Linked DNA regions of Mus musculus: regions 1, 3, 4 and 5 are each linked to region 2. The links are chromatin loops, found by intact Hi-C in ENCODE. Cell type or tissue: heart. All regions are shown on one strand. Region 1 has its middle 14 kb from the start of Plxnd1. Region 2 overlaps Ift122 (intraflagellar transport 122). Region 3 overlaps Plxnd1 (plexin D1). Region 4 overlaps Mbd4 (methyl-CpG binding domain protein 4). Region 5 overlaps Tmcc1 (transmembrane and coiled coil domains 1).

Evidence for each region. Peaks named below come from ENCODE experiments on the same cell type or tissue, not always from the same donor. Only the 100,000 strongest peaks of a DNase experiment are listed, where the experiment ranks them.
Region 1: a loop joins it to region 2, with 8 times the contacts of the local background. A loop is called at or near these places in 36 of 42 quality-filtered maps.
Region 3: it touches region 2 in a loop (2.7-fold over the local background); 13 of 42 quality-filtered maps call a loop at or near these places.
Region 4: it touches region 2 in a loop (4-fold over the local background); 10 of 42 quality-filtered maps call a loop at or near these places.
Region 5: a loop joins it to region 2, with 4 times the contacts of the local background. A loop is called at or near these places in 36 of 42 quality-filtered maps.

What each region holds. Positions count from the first base shown.
Region 1 is chr6:116,006,105-116,011,104 of GRCm38, reverse strand. No RefSeq gene overlaps it. Among named protein-coding and RNA genes, the nearest start is that of Plxnd1, 14 kb to the right of the region's middle. In heart, CTCF peaks have their summits at 379 (motif pointing left) and 3,097 (motif pointing right); DNase peaks (open chromatin) are centred at 374, 1,454, 3,084 and 4,174; H3K27ac peaks cover 2,604 bases.
Region 2 is chr6:115,900,237-115,905,236 of GRCm38, reverse strand. It overlaps Ift122 (intraflagellar transport 122), which reads right to left. Exons shown (of 29, transcript NM_001167763.1): 16 at 2,326-2,379. Among named protein-coding and RNA genes, the nearest start is that of Rho, 29 kb to the left of the region's middle. In heart, a CTCF peak has its summit at 2,867; DNase peaks (open chromatin) are centred at 3,406 and 3,956; H3K27ac peaks cover 1,781 bases.
Region 3 is chr6:115,956,280-115,961,279 of GRCm38, reverse strand. Plxnd1 (plexin D1) reads left to right here. Exons shown (of 36, transcript NM_026376.3): 26 at 418-564; 27 at 698-854; 28 at 1,259-1,362; 29 at 1,440-1,503; 30 at 1,936-1,970; 31 at 2,187-2,291; 32 at 2,590-2,753; 33 at 3,607-3,754; 34 at 4,545-4,685. Among named protein-coding and RNA genes, the nearest start is that of H1f8, 14 kb to the right of the region's middle. In heart, a CTCF peak has its summit at 4,484 (motif pointing right); DNase peaks (open chromatin) are centred at 1,989, 3,282, 4,269, 4,609 and 4 weaker places; H3K27ac peaks cover 3,303 bases.
Region 4 is chr6:115,844,209-115,849,208 of GRCm38, reverse strand. It overlaps Mbd4 (methyl-CpG binding domain protein 4), which reads left to right. Exons shown (of 8, transcript NM_010774.2): 3 at 1-303; 4 at 3,592-3,666; 5 at 3,761-3,895; 6 at 4,490-4,639. Among named protein-coding and RNA genes, the nearest start is that of Mbd4, 6.6 kb to the left of the region's middle. In heart, a CTCF peak has its summit at 2,054 (motif pointing left); a DNase peak (open chromatin) is centred at 1,998.
Region 5 is chr6:116,125,924-116,130,923 of GRCm38, reverse strand. The region is part of intron 3 of Tmcc1 (transmembrane and coiled coil domains 1); the gene reads left to right. Among named protein-coding and RNA genes, the nearest start is that of Tmcc1, 65 kb to the left of the region's middle. In heart, a CTCF peak has its summit at 2,042; no DNase peak of the experiment used is centred here; H3K27ac peaks cover 159 bases.

The DNA.
Region 1 (5,000 bases), 110 kb before region 2:
ATCAGCCCAAGAAAATTTAATAAGTTGAATTAAACCTGGAAAAAAAAAAAGACAACAACAAAAAAGGTAACATCTAAATGACAGTCTCAGAACCTCCCAACTGGGGCAAAACCACTATGAGACACGCGATGGGGACTCCTGGTTTTAGAGTAGGATTTGGTAAGTCTGATAGAAGTGTTGTCAAGCCATCTGCTACAGATCACCCATGCTACTTGCCTGTGTCAACTGGGGGAGGCTTGCATGTTGTTGGTGAGTGGGAGTGGCAGAACGTTAGAATATGATGGGTCTGATGTAAGGAGATCCTGGAGTTATAGGAATCACTCTCGAAAATTATTAAAAACAAAAGGCAAACCTGGTCTCCGTCGCCACCTTGTGGCTATGTTTGGGATTGCACCCTCTGAGACACTCCCAAGGATCCACCATCCACACTATCTTTAGCATGTTCACGACAACCCACTCCTACAGGGTTCCTTGATCCTGTGGGCCCTGCTAGGCACACTCTCCCATTTCTGCAACTGAACGTTTAATGAACATACCTGTAATCCCAGCACTTGGGAGGTAGAGACGGGAAGATCAGGGTCACGGGTCACCTTTGGCTACATTGGAAGTTCAAGGCCAGCCTGGGCTGCCTGCGACCCCCATCTCAAAACATCTTTATGACCACTGACCTGTTTCTATCCACCTCTTCCCACCATAGTGGAAAAACTATCTCAGTGATTCACCTGTGTCCCAAATGCCTGACACAGAGCCAAACATAGACCACACACACACACACACACACACACACACACACACACACGAGGCTTCACGTGAGTAAAATCAGGAGAGCACAAGAGTCTTGGTGTCCTGCCTGCTGGCTGGGAGCAGCGGCTCCCTCAGTCACCCCAACTAGAGAAGAAGCACTGTGGCTACAAACACTGCTGCCCAGGACCAGGAGGCCCCCTCCCTCCCTCCCTCCCTCCCTCCCTCACACAGGGAAACTAGGGTTAGGCCCAGGACTCTAGCCCCAGTCAGCAGACCTCAAGGCTGTCTTTACCAGTTGGCTCAATGGTCTGGTTGGTCTGCACCTCTTAAGTCCACCCTAGGGGGCTGGTGAGATGGCTCAGTGGGTAAGAGCACCCGACTGCTCTTCCGAAGGTCAGGAGTTCAAATCCCAGCAACCACATGGTGGCTCACAACCATCCGTAACAAGATCTGACTCCCTCTTCTGGAGAGTCTGAAGACAGCTACAGTGTACTTACATATAATCAATAAATAAATCTTAAAAAAAAAAAAAATGTCCACCCTAGGGCCTAGCTCAGCAGGGACAGTGGGTTGGGACAGTCCTGGAATTCAAGAACAGTGGTTGCAGGCCTTCTGACCAGCCACTTGCCTCGTTGCCTGACTCCCTGGGCATGAGTCACCAAGAGGGCTGGAAAGGCGTGGCCACGGTGTGCCTGGCTTGAAAGGTGTCCCTGCCGCCCTGCCGATGAGCAGTCGCTTCCTTTTCCTCCCATTGTGTGGCTCGCTTCCTTTGTCTGTCTGCTCACCGGCTCATTTCTCAGTTACCCTGTGACATTCGGGCTGACCTGGATTTCCAGGCCATTCCCACACATAGCTTTAAGGTTGCCGAGTTGTCTAAATCTGAATGAGCACGTGTGTGAATGTGAGCCTCTATGTTTGTGGCGATCAGAGGAAAACCCTTCCCCAGGCGCCTTTTCTTTGAGACGGTCTTGCACTGGCTTGGAACTTTCACCATGTAACTAGGCTAGCTAGCCATGAACTCCCAGGACACACCACCTCTGCCTGTCCTTCCCCGTCACTGGCCTCACAGACCTGTGCTACCACTCCCAGATTAGGGCCTTTTCTATCAGCCCTGGGTTTTGAACTCCATGTCCACACTTGTGTAGCGAGACTTTACCTTCTGAGTCATCTCTCCTGCCTGGTCCACTGTTATAAAAAGAAACTGCTAAACTTTTTGAGACGGAAGCCTGCAGCTGCGGTCCAAACATTGAGAGCCCTTACTGCTCCTCCGAGGACCTGGGTTCAGATCAACTCCCAGTAACTCTAGTTCCCATTCAATACTCCCTTCTGGTCTCCTTGGGCACCGGGCATTCATGTGATGCATGTACATACATGAAGACAAAGCACATACATAAAAGTAAATCCAAGGGGCTGGTGAGATGGCTCAGTGGGTAAGAGCACTGACTGCTCTTCCGAAGGTCCGGAGTTCAAATCCCAGCAACCACATGGTGGCTCACAACCATCTGTAACAAGATCTGGCACCCTCTTCTGGAGTGTCTGAAGACAGCTACAGTGTACTTACATATAAATAAATAAATCTTAAAAAAAAAAAAGTAAATCCAAAAGAGAGAGAGAGAGAGAGAGAAAGAGAGACAGATCCACAATGGTAGACCACATCACTCACCTAGCAGCAAACAGAGGTCCCACCATGTTTGACACAGGTTTGCTAGAACCTAGAGGTGACTCCCCCACGAACTGCCCCCTTATGTGTCTCTGTGTGTACACCCTATGCTTTCAGGTGCCTGCAGAAGCCAGAAAAATGCCTTGGATTTCCCTGGAGCTGGAGTGATAGGTGATTGTGAGCCACCTGCTGTGGGTGCTGGGATCTGAACTCTGGTCCTGTTCAGCTGGAGTGTAGATGTTAACTGCTGAGCCACCGTACCAGCTCTGCCACACCACACTTTGATTTGGTTTGAGTCAGGCAACAGGTTGTCCTGTGGCTGTCCTGAACCTGCTGTGTATTCAAGGATGACCCTGGCCGCCCGATGCTTTCTCGCCCTCACCTAAGTGCTAGGATAACGGGTGTGTACCAGGCCAGGCTTGCCAGAGTCCCGACTTCTCACAAACCCAGAGGCTCTCCCTCCTAGAAGCCCACTGATTTCCTGCGTGCTCCTTGCCAGCCAGGAGGGAATTCTCAGGCCAGCTCATGATGCAAGGATATGAGTTTCCATCAGCCCAGGAGGCCTGGTCTGGCCTGCCCCTGCCTGCTTTGTTTCCAGCCTCCCTCCTAGACAGGGGGTCTTTTGAAGAATTCCTAGGAGAGAGGCAGGAGAATAGCAGCGAACCACTAGGTGTGTTGGACAAGCCTGGCCAGCAGGGGGCCTCCTGGCTAAACTAGAATTCTAGCCCAGTTCTACCGCTGACACCTGGGGATTCCGCCCTGTGGATGGGAGGCAAATCTTGGCTGCACCTACTGTGTGCCAGGCCTAGGGGCACCATCCAGTAGGAAAAAAACCCCAGCGACACTTTGGTCAAGGAGGGCCTCTTTAAAGGGGACGTTTGAGCAGAGTCCAGAGCCAGGCAGCAGCCTGGGGAGGTCTGGAGTAAGTAGAGCAGAGTGATAGGGTAATGGGTCCTGGGTGGGGGCTGGAGGAGGGGCAGGTGTGCTGCCAGAGCGGAGAGCAAAGGGATGGTGTCAGAGGAGCTTAAGGCAGAGATGCCAGGGGGATGTGCGGGGGCCGGGGGGTGGGGTGGGGGGGAGTGACCTGCGGATGTGTGTGTGTGTGTGTGTGTGTGTGTGTGTGTGTGTGTGTGTGTCTTGTCATGGCTGCCTGGGTGGCTCTCCAGCAGTAATGCGTTGTTTCTTCAGTTCTAGAGGCAGAACTGAATGAAGCCCAAGGTCAAGGTGCCCCAGTTTTCTTTCCAAGCCCTCTCCCAGGCATGCAGAAGGCCACCTTCTCACAGCCCTAACCACCTCTGTAATGGCTTGTCCCCAGATGCAGTCACTCTCCAAGACGCTGAATTGCAATGTCACAATTGAGCCAGTCACACACTGCTTTGTCTGAGAGAGGCAGGGGCTTTGGCTAGGAGAGGGAGAAAGGGAGAGGTAGGGGGAAGGGGATGGGGGTAGAGCCCAAGAAAGAGTACCCCACTCTAGGGCCGCAAATGGCTGCTTGCAGGAGCTGTGAGCTGCGTGCTCAGCTGGACATGAGGGAGTGGCGCTGCGGGTCTTAGGCTCAACCCCAAGCTCTGCCTGAGGGAGATGCCAGCTTGCTAACTTGCATTCTGCATTCAGCAAGCGCCTACTGTGTGCAGTCTGCCTCCACGGGTGAGGGAGGCAAGGATAGGTCTAGTGTGCTGACTCGGCCAGTTCCTCCGGCCCTCCTTCTTCCTCCCTTGTGGGGAACCTGACTCCCACTTGGACAAACATCTTGTGGCTATTTCCACCTCGCCTGCCCGGAGCCCTGCCCGGCCTGAACAAACACTCAGGGCCTGTGTTTCCTGCCTCGGCTCTGGGAAAAGCCCAGCTGGGGCTGCTGAGGTCAGCCTTGGAGGGAAGGGAAAGGAGGGGGCAACTTCCAGGGCTGCCAGCACAGAACCCTGGGCGGCAGGGTCTTCTCTGAGCATGGATCTCTGTGGGAAGATACAGAACCCCTCTGCCACCAAGCAGGGCTGCTGGGTGTGGCAGGAAGAAGGCTCACAGCACCTTGGGACTCCGTGGCCAGTCCACTGGCTTCCCACCTGTACACTTGGCACTTGTTTTGGCTCTCCTAGTGCAATCCCTCGTGCCTGCTGGATAGTGGCAGGCCTCTGTCTCCCTGGAGTGACCTCAGATGGCTAGGCAGGTCCAGAACTGGTCCAGATGAACCAGCACCTGCTGAGGATTGAACAGAGGAGCTCACAGTGTGTGTGTGTGTGCGTGTGTGTTCACATGTGTGTGTACTGGTGCCATGGAACATGGTACCAAGCCCAAACAAGAGCTGGAGGCCACTTGAGGTGCCTAGAGCTGGTGGGGGGAGGGGGGTGTCAAATGTCCCTTGGGTTGTGCCTCCTGTTCTGTCCCCTGTCACTGTAGCACCTTCTGGTCTCCTTTGTCTTCCATTAGGAATGGCTGGAGTAGGAGATTTGAACATGCCTCACACTGGGAAATAAGGGAAAAGGGCTAGAAGACAGGCGTGGCAGCCCCCAAGTGAGCACTGTGCTAGACAGGGTGACCCTGCTTGAACCCCTTCTCTAGAGACCCAGGGATGTAGTTAGAGTCAGGCTACCTGGCAGGC
Region 2 (5,000 bases):
GCATGCTCTCTGACTGATGTGGGGAGGTCCAGCTCACTGTGGGTGGTGCTAACCCAGGCTGGTACTCCTGAGTGCTATAAGAAAGCAAGCTACGCAAGCCTAAGGAGCAAGCCATCGAGTAGCACTCCTTCACAGTCCTTGTTCCAGCTCCCAGCTCCAGATTCCTGCCCCCGACTTTCTTCATTGATGGGTTGTGATGTGGAAATTTAAGCTGAAGTAAACCCTTTCCTTTCCAAGTTGCTTTTGGTTAGGGTATTTTATCACAGCAATAAAAACTCTAAGACACTGTGTGCGCTAATGCCTACTTCATACAGGAGAATTCCACTGCTTTGTGACCCCAGCACCAGCAGTGTTGTAGAGAAGGAAGGTAAGATGCACAACAGGTAACGGTCAAGGTCACACAAAGCTCGCTCTTCATAACGTGTGACGCAGAGTTCCTAACACACACCTGGTGTGCACATACGTGTGTACATGCAAGCGCATGCACACTGGAGCCTCCCCACACCTTCCGCCTGTGTTAGTCTAAAGCTCCAGTATTTGTAAACACTTGCCAGCACTCAGCCCCTCAGCCCCAGCAGTTGCCGTTTGCTTGTTTCCTATCAAGTACATCACACTGGAGGGGGATGAGACATGGAATCAAACTTCTCGACAAGCTGGTACAAGTTTCCGCAGCTGGAGACAACATGCCTCAGCAGTGACAGGAATCATTTTTAAACCTTCACATAGTGCAGGCTAATCAACCAAATAAGCTGACATCTAAAACTTGTGAGTGAACTGAACTTTTGTAGTGAGATAGGTGTCAGTTGTGGGGAATGTGGGCCACAGAAGCGCATGTTTGTAAAGGACTGTCAATATGGAAGGATTATTCTGCCACCAGGATGCTATCATCCCAGGTATGCAACAGGAACCCACTGAGGCACACAGCTCCCTGGTTAATGCTGGCTCCCCAGAATCCAGAAGCTGAGGCCTCAGGACAGTCATAAGAGATCAATTGAGTGTTCTCTGCTTGTCCTCAGAGACAGTTCCTTAAGCACAATTCTCAGCTCACAGATCATAAGCAAAAGTGGACCTTTTGAACTAAGACATACAAATGGGAAGTCAGTGTCCTCTCTGGCCAGTTACTTCTGTGCAGGGAAAAGTGATGTTCTGTAAATCTGGATGAAGACCTCAATGGCTAACACCAAGCCCTGGTGAGCATCGTCCCTGAGAGCCAGCAGCATGAGGCAATGACAGCCAAGCAGCCCTTGCCCACCTGTGTGGGGAGAAGGGACAGGGAGGGCTCACAGGGCAAACGTGCCAAAGCTTAGGGAGAGCAAGGGAAGCGTCTGAGTTCCCCTGGGGTTTTGAACATGAAGATGCAGCCTATCCTCTCCTGCCTCTCCTCTCTCCCCCACTGGACAGGGCTGACACCACCACCTGGCTCACCACACTAAGGACCTTGTATGTGTCGCTCATACTTTGGTTGCACATGAACAGACTCAATGAACAATAGCTACCATATTGTAGTCTGCCCTAGCTCAGCTCCGCTTGCTACCCCCTCTCCTCCCCCACCCCACACAGGGCTGAGGCCCACGATAAGCGTTTACTCTGCTAAACTGAGTTAGAGGGGCAAGACATTTGCAATTTCTTCACTGCTTCCATCTGGGAGCTCCAATGTGTCTCACATTCCCTTAGCCTCACAATAAATCTGTTCAAGAGAAAGAAATATGTATGCCTTTTTTACAGACAGTCAGACAGCACCGAGATACACAGAAATTAAAAATAGTGTCTTCCATCACCCATAAATGGTGCAGTCAGACCAGATTCTTTAGCCTACCGCAGGCCTTCTGGGCAGGAGGATGCCTTAGTAGGCCATGCTGGGAACATTTGGGAAATGCTTTATTCACTGTCAGGAGGATGGCAACAGCTACTCATTCCAGAGGGGTATACCAGGTTCTAAGAGTCTGACTGTCTTACAGCAGTACCACAGGATAGACCCCCATCTTGGATTTTTGAGACAAGGTTTCTCTGTGTAGCCTGGCTGTCCTGGAACTCACTCTGTAGACCAGGCTGGCCTTGAACTCAGAGATCCACCTGCCTCTGCCTCCTGAGTGCTTGAATGAAAGGTGAGTATCACTGTTGCCTAGCGTATAGATCCCATCTTAGGACAAGGAACCAGAGCTTAGAGAGACCCAAACCTTCCGCCTTATTCAACTACCAAGTGGTTAATCGGGTGTTGCCTCTTGGGCCACTCTATCCCCAGAACAGACTACAGGGCCTTTGTCCTCGTGTCCTCAGTATTACAGGCCATTGCATCCTGTGACAGAAAATGCTTTCATCAGTTACCTCAATACTGCTGATCAGTTCTAGGTATCGAAGGTCCTGGACTCTGGTGAAGGCCTATGGGAAAGGAATAAGAATAGAGTCAGCTGCCTTCTTGTTCTCCACAGGCTGATGGGGGTGGGATACACCAAGCTCTAGAAAGAGAGCCAGCAAGCAGAGGAGGGAAGCTCGAGTCATCATTGTGTGCTTGGGAGGTGTGCCACCCAGAGAGGCTCATCCTGCCTTCATCTCAAGGATTAGTCCTTACAAAGAACTGTAAAGAAGTCCTGGGAGCATCAATCATTTTGGGATTAAGTAAAACAGAACTATGATCCTACAGTCTACAGTGGAACCCCTTGCCAGATACTGCTCATAAGGGAAAGGCAAGCCGTGCTGATTCCAGTCAATGGCATCTGCAGAGCAGGCAAGACACAGAGACAAGAGCCTGCACGCTTCTCCCTGTGATTTGGATGGGAAGCAGTAGACAGCTCTGCTCACTCACAGGGCACACAGGGAGAGGAGGAAAAGGCTCGGGAAAGAGCAGTTCTGAAAGAGGACGGTAGGGGATAATCTCCTGGTCTCTAGAAAGTAGACTTGCATGTTAATCCTGAATGCGCATCCCCTGCTTGCACTCCAGTAGGGGTACAAACTTCTGATGTATGGATTTCTAGAAGGTTGTGAGGGTCCGGCAGACTGGTGCCAGTGAAATGCTTTTTGCTGCTCTCGGGTACCATGAGAGACTTAAGGGAACTGAACCTCTGTGTGCTCTGATGGCAACATCTATACCCAGCTGTGCTTTCTGTGTTGTCCATGTGGAATGGACTGACACATGCCCAGAGCAGCAGCTTCTGAGCCATCATGGTTTAGGATGCACAACTGCCCTTGGCCACTGCTAGGCACCCTCTATGCTAGAAGAATGGGGGAAAATGATCATGTCATCCCGTTTCCGGCTGCCTCACAGATGGCCACAGGGTGATTTCATCTTTCTACTCTACAGGGCCAGGATCTATTCAAAGGCCGGGGACACAGGAATTTCACTTGGCCTCTGTCCCCTTCCCTAGTTCATGGGTTCACATTGGAAATGGGAAGTTTGGCCAATTAAACAGAGAGCTAAATCTCCCTGAGCCAACCGCACAAGTACGAGGCAGATTCCCTAGGGACGACTCTTCCTGTCTGAGCATGAGCAGTGGCAGACGGCAGGATTAGGCAAGCACTGCCCAGGAGAGGCCTGGCAAGTGGCTTTCTTTCTGAAACAGGGACTGACTATGTTACCTAGGCTGGCCTTGAATTTCTGCTGAAGAGCTGGGGTGACGAGCACATTGCACAGTACCCAGTATCCGCGAGGAACTGGTCAGTCAGGCAGTGTGGACAAAAGTAAAATCTGCCCTTCTGATTTGTGTTTTTTAAACCATGTATGGATGCAGGTCCCTGGTAATGGGCAGAGTAGGAAAAAAAGACTCTGGTCTCAGCCCAACAGGACCTTGAGCTATTTCCTTCCTATGGATGGGATCCAGCAGCCTTCTTTGTGGTCAGGCAAGCAAGTGACACCTCTTCAAGGGCCTGTCTGGTTCTGAGCACTGGATTTCTGAATTTGATAAGTCTGTCACTAGCATCCTTCAGCCTTGATATACCGCAGAGTCAGGGTGCTATTCGGAGTGGTCAGTCACAAGACTGTGAGTAACTTCCACAGAGGGAAGTGGGGAGCAGGGAACAGATGAGCTGGCAGCTAAGCAGCTCTCCTGTGCCATCTAGTGGGAGCACCCTTCTAGGCCAGGCCCCTCCTTCCACAAGTCTGAGTCCTGAAAAACCGACTGACACCCAGGGGAGAGAAAAGCCAAGGATTCAGGATTAAAACAAAACATCAGTCAAAGTCTATGCTCAAAGCTCTACGACTTTTCAAAATATCATGCTACCCACAAGAAATATACACACAATTTTCATTTGTCAAGTAAAATGACTAAAGAAATACCATTTTAACAAAGAACCCAGCGATCTGATATGCTCGTGTCTATTCTTGAGTGTTCTGGGATGCGAGGTGGGGTATGAAATGAAGAGAAGGATATATCCCAGCTCCAGTTCCCTTTATCTGGCCGCATGCTCTATAGCAGGGCAGTAATAATACGAGCTGGCTCTTAGGCTCTAGATGTGAAGGGTAACTGACTAGAGAATATAACTTTATTTCTAGCTATAGCCCGAAGACACCCTGAAAACCTATTGGTATTCTTTACAGGCTTGCATTTCTAGGTGGGGCAGGAGAAGGAACTTCCCCCCTCCTGAATTCCTAAAGCCCTAGTCTAATACTTCCCAATGCTTATCTGATCTAAAAATATGTAGGTAATTATTGGGTAGCTTGACTTTTCTTCATGCACTGTGTATTGAGACAGGGCCTTGTGCATGCTAGCCAGTGCTCTACCACTGAGCAGCGACACCTCCAACTCTGTGTGATATGGTTGGCATTTGCACAGCTATTCCAAACTCCTTTACCAGGCCTGGGGAGGCCTCAAGGTGAGTACAGAATAGAGGAAGAGTGCTATGCATTTTAGAAGCAGGGATAGAGAAGTCAGGCTGAGAGAACAGGCTGGGAAAAAGCCCAGCTCTGAAGTGTGCTCTGTTGTTAACAAGAGGCAGGTACCACATATGTCTGCAGGTACTTCAGTATCAGTAGCCTGGGCAAGAGGAGACTCTCCACTTGGCTATGG
Region 3 (5,000 bases), 56 kb before region 2:
GGGGACGAGGAGGGCTAGCTTGGGGCTGCAGTAATGGCAGTGGCCAGGGCAGGAGGTGGGGTGGGAAGCCTGATTGGGCCAACACTCGCCAGAGGCATCCATATGGGGTTCCCTGGGGGCTCCTCAGCCCCATTTCCACTCAGCTACACCCTGGAAGGCTCCAACATCTCAGGCATAGGAGTTCGTAGGTCAAGTCCCATGTTACCTGTTCTTGCTATGCATTGCTGTGCAGGGTGCCTGCCCTCTCTGAGCTTCAGCAACAAGGGCTGGTCTCTGGGTATGTGGCTGGGATGTAGTGGAGACACCCTGGAGTGGGTGTCAGCATCAGTAGAAGGGAGTGTGGGGGATACCAGCAGGCCAGAGCTTGGAAGCTGGAACACAGAGGGGGTCCTGACCCCTGACCCCTGACCCTCACAGGAGACAGTAGGTGAGCCGTTCTTCCTGCTGTTGTGTGCCATCAAGCAGCAGATCAACAAAGGCTCCATCGACGCCATCACAGGCAAAGCCCGCTACACACTCAACGAGGAGTGGCTGCTGAGGGAGAACATTGAGGCCAAGCCCCGGGTGAGCCGGGGGCAGGGCCCGGGGCCCGAAGCAGGAGGGCATTCTTAGCTGGGCTATCCTGAGCCTCCCCAGCCAGGTCACCAGGCCTTATCATGACAGTAGCCATCGGCTGACACCCCCCTCTCTTGCGCAGAACTTGAACGTGTCCTTCCAGGGCTGTGGGATGGACTCCCTCAGCGTGCGGGCCATGGACACCGACACGCTGACGCAGGTGAAGGAGAAGATCCTGGAAGCCTTCTGCAAGAACGTCCCCTACTCACAGTGGCCGCGGGCGGAGGACGTGGACCTTGGTGGGCAAGGGCGGGCACCATGCCTCGCAGCTGGCTGCTGCAGCCTCTTTCCTGTGTTAGTCAAGGCCCCAGGGCTCCCCTTGAGGAACAAACCCTTGTTCTGCAGCTGTGGGCAACAGCAAAAAGCAATCGAGAAACGCTTTCCAAAGAGGTCTTTCGGGTTGGGTTTTGAAGGATGCGTAGGAGTCGTGGTCAGACCGGTTACCAGAAACTGTTCCTAAAGTTCACCCTGAACTAGGCCCTGCCCTGTACTCTGGACAGTTAGGGTGAACAGCCGGGCTCCCAGGGGGCGTCGCTTGCTTCTGATTCTAGGAGAATGGGAAGTTTCTTTTACTGTGGTCCAGGCTAGTGGCTGCCCCTGGGGCCACCTCTTCTGTAGTCCTGATGCCCCTCTTCACCTCCAGAATGGTTTGCCTCGAGTACCCAGAGCTACGTCCTCCGGGACCTGGATGACACATCAGTGGTGGAGGACGGCCGTAAGAAACTGAACACACTGGCCCACTACAAGGTGCCTAAGCTGGCCCAGCCACCCTACCCCTCCCCTCTAACCTCATACGTCTAACCTCATCTCCTCTCCTCTGTCAGATACCTGAGGGCGCCTCCCTAGCCATGAGCCTCACAGACAAGAAGGACAGTACCCTGGGCAGAGGTATGGCTCATAGCTGGGGAGGTGACCCAAGCGTGATGTGAGGGCTCCCTTCTTGGGCCCTTTCAGAGCCGTGCTGGGTGGGGGGCAACTGAGTTTTGGAAAGGGGGTCCCCACCTCCATGCTGCTAGAGAAAAGCTGATTGCTTCCAGCAGCTACAGCAAGGCCCCAGGAGGGCACGTGCCCTTCCAAGAGGCCTGGGCCGTGGCCAGGTCTGAGCTGGTTACATGACCTGTGGGCTCTAGGCCACACCCCTGCCTCCAAATCTAGACCATGTCCTTACAGGCCCTAGGCCCAGATCCATGAGGGTCCCAGGGTCCATCCTGAAGTAGAACGCCAGATCTTGGCTCTCCCCCAGTCTTCCCCTCTCGCCATCCCCCTCGGGTTACCTTCCCAACCCCCCTCATTTGTTTATCCTGTGTTTCCCTTTTGCAGTGAAAGACTTGGACACAGAAAAGTATTTCCATTTGGTGAGTGCCCAGCCTCAGGCCCTGGGGAGCAGGCTTTGCTGGGCGGGGCTTTGGCTCTCTGACTCCCTGAGCCTCCAGGAAAGAGCTCCTAGGCCCTGGGAAAAGCCAGAGTGGGTGAGGGAGCAGGGATGGGCCGGGTGCTGGGTAACACAGGGCAGACTTCCGTGGGAGGATTGAGGAGGGTGCCGTTGGGGACCAACCCTGCCCACCTTGCAGGTGCTACCTACGGATGAGCTGGTAGAGCCTAAGAAATCTCACCGGCAGAGCCACCGCAAGAAAGTATTGCCAGAGATCTACCTGACCCGCCTGCTGTCCACCAAGGTGGGCCCAGCCTCCATGTCCACCCCGTAGGGGAATAAAGGGGTCCCCGTGCTCCAAGAAGAAGTCCGTGTTCTTCCTGCCACCCAGTAGGCAGCAGAGGACCCAGGGTTACTTCCGTGGCCTCAAGTCACAAGACTCAGACCTACACCCAGAGGCCACATTCTGAGCCCTACCTCCCTGCTACCCAGGTCCTCCTCTCCCCCGCTCCAAGAAAGCATCATTGACAACTCAGTCAGGAATCTTGAGGCTCAGAGATGTTCAGAGGCTGGGCTAATGATGTCCCACATCTTCCCTGCAGGGCACGCTGCAGAAGTTCCTAGATGACCTGTTCAAGGCTATCCTGAGCATCCGAGAGGACAAGCCCCCGCTGGCTGTCAAGTATTTCTTTGACTTCCTAGAGGAACAGGCGGAGAAGAGAGGCATCTCCGACCCTGACACCCTGCATATCTGGAAGACCAACAGGTGGTGGCCGAGGAATGGGGTTGCACGGGGGTGAGGGGGGGGGCGCCAATGGGGTTAGAGCACCAATGGTATCATGGCATCAGGGCAGCCAAAGCACCAGGGCAGATGAGGGCAGAGCCTGGCCTGAATGCTTCCTGTCTTGAATCAGCTTCTATTTGGCCATTTCCCCACTGTGTGGTCTCCGGTGAGAGACTTAGCTCTGGTGCTGCAGTGTCCCCTCTGTGAAACCAGAAAGCATCATATAAGCTTGCCTTTGCTCACCGCTAATGCCCCATCATACAGAGAGAAGCGAAGGCCCACAGAGCAGCAGTCACCCAGGCCCAAGGGCACACACTGGGAAGTGGCAGTGCACATTGGCTGTGACTCCCACACCTAATATGTAGCTTCCTTTGAGGCCCCTTCTTCGCTTTCTGGGGTCATATACTACCCCGCCAAGAAGGTCCCAGAACTCTTAGCCTGGCCCTCAGAGAAATGCCTGTGCAAATTCAGTTGCAGTTTCTCTCTGCTCGGGGTGGGGCTGGGCAGGCAGGCACCCCAGGCTCTGCAGGGCTGAGCAGGGGCTTGTCCCCAACCCTCTCTGGCCTCCCAAGGACAGTCAGCCCTGCCTTCTTCGTGCAAGGCCGGGTGGGGGAGGAGTGTGGATACAGGCAGCAGGGTGGGGGCTTCTAATGAGAACCAGGAGTCTCGTGTGCGTGCAAAGGAGAGGAAGGCTCTCTGGGGTGAGGGTTGGCCCCTAGCTGGCAGGGGAAGGACACCACATATCCAGAGGCTTCAGGGGCTGCGAGGACCAGCATTGTCTACCTCCCCAGCCCTCCACTGAGCTCCTGCATCCCCACTGTCCCTGCCCCCACAGCCTTCCCCTGCGCTTCTGGGTGAACATCTTAAAAAATCCCCAGTTTGTCTTCGACATAGAGAAGACGGACCACATCGACGCCTGCCTGTCTGTCATCGCACAGGCCTTCATCGATGCCTGCTCCATCTCTGACCTGCAGCTGGGCAAGGTTAACTAGTCTGGCTGCTCCTGAAGGGGGGGTGGGGGGCGGGTGCCTGAACTCTACCGGAGTCATTCAAGACAGGCAGAGAGCAGATGGCCAGCCAGAGCGAGCTCCACAGGCACGGCACCTGCCAAGGGCAGAGGATATGCCGGTTCAGTGGCTAGAAGCCATAAAGGCCTTCTGAGAAGAGAGGTGACCTAGGTAGCCCAGAACTCTGAGGCCATGAGTGCCCATGGGATCACAGAGCTAGGCTGGCTGGGGGGAGGGGGGTGAGGGCAGGGCTCAGGAGTCTCAGCCCACAAGGGAAATGAAATGTCACCACTTCACACATGCATTCCCGTGACAACAGAGAGCTGCCAGCATACGTCTTAGCACATGGTGCTTTTGAGGTGTTGGAAGTGCAGGGTGGGAACCATTCCCGCAGTCAGGAACCAGCTTCCAACCATCTCAGCCACCAAATACTATCACCCTAATAAGGGAGTAAACAAGACAGGCTGCGGGCTGCGTGCAGCGGAGTACTGCTGGCACACAGCCTAGGAGCTCTTCCCTTCAAATGAAAGTCCCCATGTGGTCACCACCCTGAAAGCCTGACAGCATCGTGGGGCAGGGCCTCCATGCAAGAGGGAAAGAGGGAGGGAGGGAGGGAGGGCCAGAAGAGACCAACTGACCCTGGTCCAAAGTCTGACTGAATGGGGGTTGTTTAGCCATGTCTGAGGAGCCACCAAGGCCCTCTAGGTGGCAGTGGGGACAAGTCCCATCTTTCAGCCACCCAAACTGCCCGGGTCTCCCTGCCCAGGACTCACCCACCAACAAGCTTCTGTACGCGAAGGAGATCCCTGAGTACCGGAAGACCGTACAGCGCTATTATAAACAGATCCAAGACATGACGCCGCTCAGCGAGCAGGAAATGAACGCACACCTGGCCGAGGAGTCTCGGGTAGGTGGCCTTTGGGATCTAGGCCAGGAGATAGTAACGATATCCTTGGCTTTGAGGAGTGGACAAAACCAGCACCATTAGGATGCAGCAGGGGGACAGTAGGAATTTGGGGGTAGTCTCTGTTTCCCATCTTTCCTGGCATCTTCATTGCAATGTATTTTCTAAAGTCCAAGGATGAGGTGGAGTGTTCTGAAGATATGAGAGGTTAGAATCCTGGTTCCAGAAAGCCAGTGTGTGCCCAGCTCGCAGGGGTCTAAATGTATTCTATCAGCAGGCTGTGGGAGTGAACAGGCTGGGTCCTCATCTGTAGGGTTA
Region 4 (5,000 bases), 56 kb after region 2:
CCCTCTGCCCTGCAGATGCCTGTGCAAGGGAGACTGTTGGCCTGGCTGGGGAAGAAAAATCACCAAGCCCAGGACTGGATCTTTGTTTCATACAAGTAACTTCTGGCACCACAAACAAATTCCATTCAACTGAAGCAGCAGGTGAAGCAAATCGTGAGCAGACTTTTTTAGAATCAGAGGAAATCAGATCGAAGGGAGACAGAAAGGGGGAGGCACATTTGCATACTGGTGTTTTACAGGATGGCTCTGAAATGCCCAGCTGCTCACAAGCCAAGAAACACTTTACTTCTGAGACATTTCAAGGTACTCAGTGCATGAAAATTCTGTTAGCTGTGTGGTGAACTGTCTACCCTCGCGGATCTTGTATTTCGTGCCGGGATGGGGTTGAGATAGAGAGTATAGTGAAGAAGAGTCAAGCGTCAGATATATTCTCCCAGTTGATCCCAATATCTGCCCTAAGTGATTTTTGAGAACAGGGTTTCATGTATCCCAGCCAGCCTGGGTCTCACTGTATAGCTGGAGAGACTTTCGAAATTGTATCCTTCTGACTCTGCTTCCTGGGTGCTGAAATTAAAGGCATGTGCCACTATGCAAGTTTATGTGGTGCTGGGCACAGAACCCAGGGCTTAATGCGTGGCAGCTAAGCACTCTATCAACTGAGTTACATCTCCATCCTGTAACTGATCTTTGAGCTTGGTCATCAGGCCCTTAATTATGGCAGAGAGGTAATCAGCTGGCTACAGCCAGGATGCTCAGCATTGGAAGACTGGTGTGTGATGGCTGCTACCACCTCTCCCTGGACAGCAGCTAAGAGGTGGGGCTTTCCACACTTGCTATCTTCTCTTTTGGCAGCAATTCTAAGACCGTAAGGGAGATTTTTCTGAGAAGAATGTAGATAAGACTCCTTTTATAAACTGACCAAGAATAGTCGGCACCTTCCTGCCCCTCCGGTGCTGCTGCTGTGTGACTCCCAATTTAATTTCATCTGTATTACATTCTTTTTCTTCTGTTGCAGCCTGATGCTTCTCTAAAAGGCCTTGGAGCTTTCAATAATTCAAAAGTATAATCGCTTAGTTCATGTATTATTTGTACTGTGCTCTTCACACAAGAGTCCTGGGCTTGGCAGACTTGTCTATACAATGCCTCAGTGAATAATAGATAAAAAGATCTGAGCAGCCCTGGGTTATTCATTATACTGTTACGGCATAATGAATAACTCTTAAAGAAGAATAGTAATTTTAATTTTACTTAGATTCCTTTGGGAACACAGCCTGCACAGATTGGTGGAACAAGGGTAACGCTTGAGTTCTGTCTCCAGTCCCATCCATAATTGTGTGTCTCCTCTGTGCCTGGGATTGATGCGTCTTTAACAGATGGCCACATATACCTAGGAAATGGATAAGAATTCCTCAATGTATGTCCTTTGAGCTTCTTAAAGCATTGGATTGTATAGATATACTGCAATTATAATGGGTAGGTTAAATATTAAAAGCTTCTTCTCTGGCCAATTTGGAAGTATCCAGCTTGTCCTATTCTGAATTCTGGTTCTCAGTGTAGGGGAGGTGCTGTTGGGTACTAGGTGCCCACTAGAATGAACATTGCTTGGCTAGAAAGTATCAAACCAACAGGTAATAAAGGAGGCTGGTTAGTTAGTGTGGGAAGCCATGGAAAACATCAAGTACCCATAAAATCATTTTCCTTTGTTCTGTTTCATGCTTTCTTCTGGACTTTCCCTTCCCAGACTAGAATAGCAAAAGCCACTGACATCATTATGTGGAGACCTGGATAATTCTTGCAGTGTTTAGTCAACTCTGGTATCATTTTCTGGCAACGCCTTTAAGCTTTAGTTTCTGAAAACTTAAGGAATACCCCAAATTAGTTCTGGTTTTCATATCAAGACAAAAGGCAGCTAGAGAGATGGCTCAGCAGTTCAGAGCACTTCCTGCTCTTCCAGAAAACCGAAATTCAGTTCCCCACACCCATGTCAGGTGGCTCAGAACTGCCTGTAACTCCAGCTCCAAGGGATCTAATGCCCTCTGCTGGCCCCCACAGGTATCACATGTAACAATGCATAAATTAAAATTAAACAATTTGGGGGCTGGTGAGATGGCTCAGCAGGTAAGAGCACCCGACTGCTCTTCCAAAGGTCCAGAGTTCAAATCCCAGCAACCACATGGTGGCTCACAACCATCCGTAACGAGATCTAGCGCCCTCTTCTGGAGTGTCTGAAGACAGCTACAGTGTACTTACATAGAATAAATAAATAAATCTTAAAAAAAATTAAAAAAAAAAAAAAATTAAACAATTTTATTATAAGGTAGCCGAGTATGGTGTTACATGTCTATAGTCCCAACATTTGGGAGTTAGGTATAGAAAGATGGTGAGTTGAAGGCCATCCTCAGCTACATGGTAAGTTTGAGGAGAGCCTGGACTACCCGAGGCATTGTCTCAAAACAATAACAAAATAATTGTGAGGTAAAAATAAGAAGTGAAAAAAGATGGTTTGAGGGTTTTTTTGTTTGTTTTGTTTTTTGTTTTCAAGACAAGGTTTCTCTGTGTAGCCCTGACTGTCCTGGATCTCACTCTGTAGACCAGGCTGGCCTCAAACTCAGAGATCCATCTGTTTCTGCCTCCCAGGGATTAAAGGAATGTGCCACCACTGCCCAGCTAAAAGATGGTTTTATAAAATACAAATGTAAGTAAGATATTAACTGATACTCACAGGGTGTAGCTAAAGGGAGTATTATGACCATTTCAACTTGAGAGATCGAAACTTGAGAGGTTTGATAATATCTTGGTTAAGATTTTTATTTTGTATATGTGGGTGACTGGGTGGGTGTGGGTGTCCACAGAAGGCAGAAAAGGGTATTAGATTCCCGAGAGCTGGAGTTACAGGCAGTTGTGAGCCACTCGGCATTGGTGTTGAGAACTGAACATAGGCCCTCTGGAAGAGCAGCAAGTACTCTGAGTGCTGAGCAGTCTCTCCAGAAGCTTATTGGGTAGCCCAGGCTGGCTCACGGCTCCTCCTCAGCTTCTCCTGTGTGCCTCCTTTTTGGTTAATACAACTGAAGAACCTTTCAAGTGTGGGGGGAAATTACAGAAGAAAAGAAAAATTACCACTTCTAACAACCACTGTACCATCGTGATTCTATTCTTAGTGTCTCTTTATGTGTGTGCATACGTACACTTACAAATTCATGTTTATAAAATTGAGATCATATGTAGAATCTTGCCTCTTTTTTCCTATTTGAAGTAAATAACAGTAGAAAATATTCATGATAGAGTCTCGACATTTTAATGACCACATTGTACAAATATACTAGAATATTCAGACTTGCAGTTTTCTATACTGTGAGCTGGCCATGTAAGGCCTGATCTTGAGCTGGTCTGCCTGCATTCCCACTGTAGCGCTCACACGAGCTGTATGACCTGGGACTCATTTAGCTTCTCTGTGCCTCAGTTTCCTTATGAATAAAGTGGAGATAAAATAATGCCTAACTGATATATTAGTGGACTTAGGGTAATTTATGTAGCCTAGGCTATCCTCAGCATTCCCTAAGGTGTAGACTATAAACTAATTTTGCTTCTCAGAAGACAGCATCCCACGGACACAAGTAGAAAAAAGGAAAACAAGCCTGTATTTTTCCAGCAAGTACAACAAAGAAGGTACCCACCTTTCCCTAAGCAGAATGGGGGGGGGGCAAGGGGGACATTCCAAGTCTTTTATGAGAACAACTTTGACAACCCTATATTTTTGTAGCTCTTAGCCCCCCAAGACGCAAATCCTTCAAGAAATGGACCCCTCCTCGGTCACCTTTTAATCTTGTTCAAGAAATACTTTTCCATGACCCATGGAAGCTCCTCATCGCGACTATATTTCTCAATCGGACCTCAGGTTTGTGGGTCATTGTCATCTTGTCCTGGTTAGAAGGGAGATACCTAAACTGGTTAAGAAGTCTAAGGTCAAGGTACATTTTGAGTTTGTGATGTCAGAACTCTTTACTTATGCAAACATTAGACTGGATAACAGCCAACATTCTTTTTAATACTGAGGGCCAGGTGGTCATTGATTTCCTACTAACAGGTTAGCTTTGGTTATCAGTGAAGGAGCAGTTAATATTTCTTCCTCTATCCTGCTTGGAACTTCCCTGTGTTCATTGGATGTTTATAGTGGTTATCTAGTGAGCTGATTATTTGAAAACTAGCCAGTTTCTGTATAATTTGTACTAATAACCAAGTAGATTAACAGTGTTGGTATTTGGTTCTGTAAATGGCTGCTGGTTTGGGTAGTGACTTGACAATAAGCAAGGCTAGGGATATAGCTCAGTGGTGGAGTCCTTGCCATCATGCAAAATACCCTAATTTCATTCCCAGCACCACAAACACAGTAACAGAAATGCCACGGCCTGAAGTTTATAGATGCAAAACTACCTAAATAAGAAGTTGGCCTTTCCCAAGACATGTGTCTGCCATTGTTTATGCTCCCCAGGCAAGATGGCCATCCCTGTGCTGTGGGAGTTTCTAGAGAAGTACCCTTCAGCTGAAGTGGCCCGAGCTGCCGACTGGAGGGACGTGTCGGAGCTTCTCAAGCCTCTTGGTCTCTACGATCTCCGTGCAAAAACCATTATCAAGTTCTCAGGTATGGTCCCCAGCCCAGTGGAAGGAGCAAACTGTGCCTATTGAAGGCAGCCACACCTTAAACTTTAATGCCCTGGGATGCTATATTAATTGAGGTCATTTAGCTCAAGCACCAAAGACATTTAAAACAGGCCGCTTGCCCCACACCACAGACTCCTACTGACCCAAACCATAAATCTTTGCCCAACACTGAGTAGCCCTGTACATAGAAGAGAAGCATTTCCTCTGTCTATTTATATTTCGCAAAGCACACAGGAGTGATGAGGAAGAGGTAGGTGATAAGGGCAAGGTGATCGAGGCTACAATCAGCACTGCTTCAGAGGGAGGGGTCATCTTGCCCCATTACAGGTATAAGGAAGGTG
Region 5 (5,000 bases), 230 kb before region 2:
AAATTTTCTGAAAGGGACTTGCATGTTGAAAATTAGAGATTCTTCCTTGAGGGAGATAAATTTTCCTCTTCTTAGTATTTCCTGGTTGCCCGTAGCTGTCTAGGGCTGAGATCCCTTCTATGTTAGTTATGTCCCTTGGTGTTCAGGGCTTGTCTGATAAGACTTCATGGGCCTGTAGCTTCTCTGACAGATCTTTACAATCTTCCTCCTCCTCTTCTGATATGATCCCTAAGCCTTAGGTACAGGAATTCTATTACAGATGTAATTTGTATTGGTCACAATGTGATCTCTTGTTTTCTGTATTTTGATTGGTTGTAGTTTTCTGTAATAATTTGTCTCTTACAAAAATGTGTTTCTTTGAGCGGGGAATGGTGGCACACACCTTTAATCCCAGCACTCGGGAGGCAGAGGCAGGCGGATTTCTGAGTTCGAGACCAGCCTGGTCTACAGAGTGAGTTCCAGGACAGCCAGGGCTACACAGAGAAACCCTGTCTCGAAAAAAGAAAAAGAAAAAAAAAAAGTGTGTTTCTTTAATGAGGAGTGAGAACTAAATCTATCTATAGATATAAGAACAGATATTTAGCATGTAGTTAGAAATTGGAAGAGCCCGCCTGATTGGTTATTTAATACCAAGTAGTTATCCCTGATATCATAGATAGCATAATAATACCATAAGTAGCATAATATAAGCAGGTTGTGTTTAGGAATAAAGTGTATGTAATATATATAGTATCAATAATTAACCATGAATTTGAGAGTAAAGGGGGGATATGTGGGAGGGATTAGAGGGAGGAAATGATATATTATACTAATATTATAATAAAAAACCGTTATAAGTAAATTTTGAAAATACAAGAGAGTTTTTTTTTCTAGTTTTATTCATAATGGAATAACACAGAAGAAAATCTAGCTAAGGTTTCAGAGAGCTTAGCTGTGAGGTGACGGTCATGAAGCACAATTGTTCCTATGGGTAAAGCCACTCTAAATTTCAGTTAGAAAGAAATGGTATATATGAAGATTGACACTGTAGGCCAAAAAGCCATTCTTCTAATATCTTGTTAGAATGCTGTCTGCACCCTGTGCTACGTGCTACAGTGTGATCACATAGTAAGTGCAGCAAGAATCTGTCCTTTACACTCTGCTGCTTTTATAAAATAGAAAGAAATCAAAGTTTCTGAGAACAAACTTAGAGGGACACGAAAAGGTCAATGCAAATCTTGGATCTTCTAAAGAAAAAAATTTGGAGTCATTGATCCTTGTTATTGAAGTTGAGAATTCACTATTTGTTTTAGAATTCTCTATTCTCTTTTCCCTTTTAGAGACAAAATTAAGAGATGTACTATTTTTATTAGGCTGTAGTTGGGTGCTCTTTGGGATTAACTACTATAATATATATATATTATATATTATTATATATATTATATACTATTATATTATAGTAGCTATACTATGTTATAGTAGTATATTCACTGCTATATTATATAATATATAAACAGTAAGTGTTTTGAGGGAGATATATGTGATAAGTTATTTCTTTGCCAGTGTAATGAGCCAGTTCAAGCCACATTATATTTTATTAAATTCAGGTTTATTGAGAAGTTTCTCAGGTTGTCCAGTTTACTGGCCCCAAGGACTGATCCAGGAAAGTCCAGGGGGAGAAGTGGGGAAAGGGAAGAGAAAGAGAGAAATGGCACCACACAGAGAGAGGGAGAAGGAGATGTGGGGTGTGGGAGGGACCCAAACTATCTGGATTATAGGGAAGAGCTGCTGGGGAAAAGACAGCCCCAGCCCATGGGCTGGGAAGTTCAGGGTTGGGGGCAGGGTATGCCAGGTAGGGACTGAGGAATGCTGGGAGAACCTGGAGGCCAGGTCGGCTTTGATATGTAAAATATGCACCCCAGTCTCTTGTCCCAGGGTTCAAAGCCAAACAGTACCTGTTAAAGAAATTGCTAGAATAGTATCAGTTAACCAATAAACTAATCTAGTAAACCAGTGTTTTGTGCAGGGAAAAAGTAGAAAGGGTGATTCCTGTTGCTGTCCACTAGGTGGGGTCCTAGGCCAGTACAGGAGGAGATGAGAAATAGGGAATGAGATTTAGGAATGAAGCATATGCTCTTGTAAATTGAATTGACTTGATTACTATAGCTGTGGAACAAATAGTAGAAGATGTAGAGTTTGACAATTGAAATGGGAAAAGGTAAGGAATTTTAAGCAATAAGATTTGCTTAGAAACCTTAAGGAAGTACTATTTATTTTCTCAATTAACATTGGAAAAATGCTGTGTAGTTTTTATAAACTCTAGCAAAGATCTTTATATTCTGTATATTTAATATTGTTTGGATTGTTGATACCTACAAGGGAATGTTTTATAGACAGTTAATAATACCGACTAGAAAAGTGGCCATAAATTAAAAATGAAAACATAATTTTGGTCTCTTACAACTGATCACCAAGTTAAGTAACTTTGGGATTGTTAGTCTTTAGCCCTTAGAGCTGGAGTGTGTAGTTACATCCTTTGTAGACAAATTTAAAATAATGTAATGTGAATGTGGTGAGGTCAGGGAGTTGGCTTAGTGGGCAGAAGCACTTGGCTGTACAAGCCAGACAACTTGAATTCAGATTCCAGAACCCACACAGAAAGCCAGTTGTGGTAGGGCACATGTGTAATTGCAGTGTTACTGTGGTGAGTCAGGAAATCACTGAGAGGCTTGCTGTTCAGTGTGTCCATGGTGGTCCCAGAAGACTTTGTTTATAGAGCTAGAGAGATGACTCAGCAGGTAGGAGCACTTGCTTTTTGCAGGGGACTCAGGTTTCCAGCACCCACTTCATAGGTCACAACCACCTGTCACTCCAGTTCCAGGAAATCTAACTCCATCTTCTGTCCTTCAAGAGCACAATACAAGTGAGTTACACAGAAATACATGCAGTCAGAATAGTCATACATAAAATCAAAATAAATCAATCCTTTTTTTAAAAAAGTCAATCTTTAATGTGGTTGTTTGATTGGAAGTAAAAGAAGGTGTTACTGACGTTGATAAATGAAAGACATGACAGTGGATATCAATGAAACCTAAAGAATCTTTAGGATATACCTGAGAAACTTACATTCCAATACATTGGAAAATATGAAAGAAATGAGTGAATTGCGCAAAGTTTAACATCATAGGTAGATTTGTTATATGTTTGTCTTTCAAATCTGAATCATATTTCTTATGTTCAGAAACAGCAAGGTTTTTTTTTTAAAGATTTATTTATTATTATACATAAGTACACTGTAGCTGACTTCACACGCACCAGAAGAGGGCATCAAATCTCATTACGGATGGTTGTGAGCCACCATGTGGTTGTTGGGATTTGAACTCAGGACCTTCAGAAGAGCAGTCAGTGCTCTTACCTGCTGAGCCATCTCACCAGCCCCAGAAACAGCAAGTTTTAGGATGAAGATTAATATAAAGCAAATTGGAGTCCATTCTTTAAGTTTTGAGCCATTCGTAGTAGTGCTTGCTTATAATCAATCCCAGCTCTGGGGAGGCTAGGCAAGAGGATCCAAGTTGGAAGTTGGCTCAGCTTCTATAGAGAGACCTTGCATGAAAACAAACAAAAAATTAAATTTAACCTATTATCCTTTATCTTAAAAAGTAGTCCTAGCCCGGTGTGGTGGCGCACGCCTTTAGTCCCAGCACTTGGGAGGCAGAAGCAGGTGTATTTCTGAGTTCGAGGCCAGCCTGGTCTACAAAGTGAGTTCCAGGACAGCCAGGGCTATACAGAGAAACCCTGTCTCAGTGGAAAAAAAAAAAAAAAAAAAAGTCCTATGCTTTAGGGTAAAGGGAACTCTAAAGGAATTTAACATGAATGTGGTTTCTGTTCACAGGGCCTTGGTCCTTTGTCATAACCTTGAGTTTTAAAAGCTAGAAGGAAAACTAGCTTCCCAAGGAGATCACCATTCTTATTATCTAGAACACTGGCAAGGCCTCACTTTAAAGAGACAAACAATGCTCAGACATTAAATATAAGACAATCTCTAGAATAAATTGTTTTCATTAGTGATCACAGCATAACTTTCTTAAGAAAAACAGGCAGCTTTGGCAAGTTGGCACAGAAGTGAACTTAGCAAAGTGTGTATTTCAGAAATTGACAAATATGTGTTAAAATTTTACTTGGTTGTTACATCAGCATGACCTTTGATCTCACTGGTCAATTTAAGCAGATAAGATTTCACTTTTGAACCTTGACATTTAAAAAGTCATAATTACTACACATTTTACATTAATGTATGCCTCTTGCTTTGTGTATAGGTAAGACTTTGAAAATATCTCTATAGTCTCCTGTCTCTGCCCACCCCCAGTCTCTCCAGAAGAGTGCTGGCATCCACCACATCTAGCCTCATGTGGGTTGTGAGGTTTGCAGCAGAGGCTTAAGTCTGCTGAGACATCTCCCTAGCTATAGAGTTACTTTTAATACTATAATTAAAATTTGAGTAGTGATGTTGTATATGCTTATGTTTCTAAAGAAATTAACAAAGGGTTATTTAGAATGTCTAAAATCTATCTTATTTACTGTGATAACCAGCTAAATAAGCAGTGTTTGTGAAGGTATTTATGCATTGTGAGTATGGGTGGGTGTGGAGAATTCATATGGAAATCTCATGACACAATACAACATTTTAGAGTTATACTAAGAAATGGTAATGAAGGCAAAATCCATACTTACGTAACCTTATTAATATGCCTTGACAATATTGACTTTTAACAGGCCATTCAATGATCAAGCTTTTCCTGATATAGTTGGTATATTATTTTGTAAGGTTGTTTACCTGCCCATAGCCTCTCTTAAAATTATGTAACTAGGGCCTGGAGACATGACTTAGGAGTTAGGAGCACTTGCTGCTGATACAGAGTAGTAAGTTCTGTAAAACATGGGCTGATGCAGCAGGGAGGGAGGGCCTTAGCAGGCCCATGCTGAGGCATCCCCTCTAAGGTACCAGCTGTACAATAGGGTTA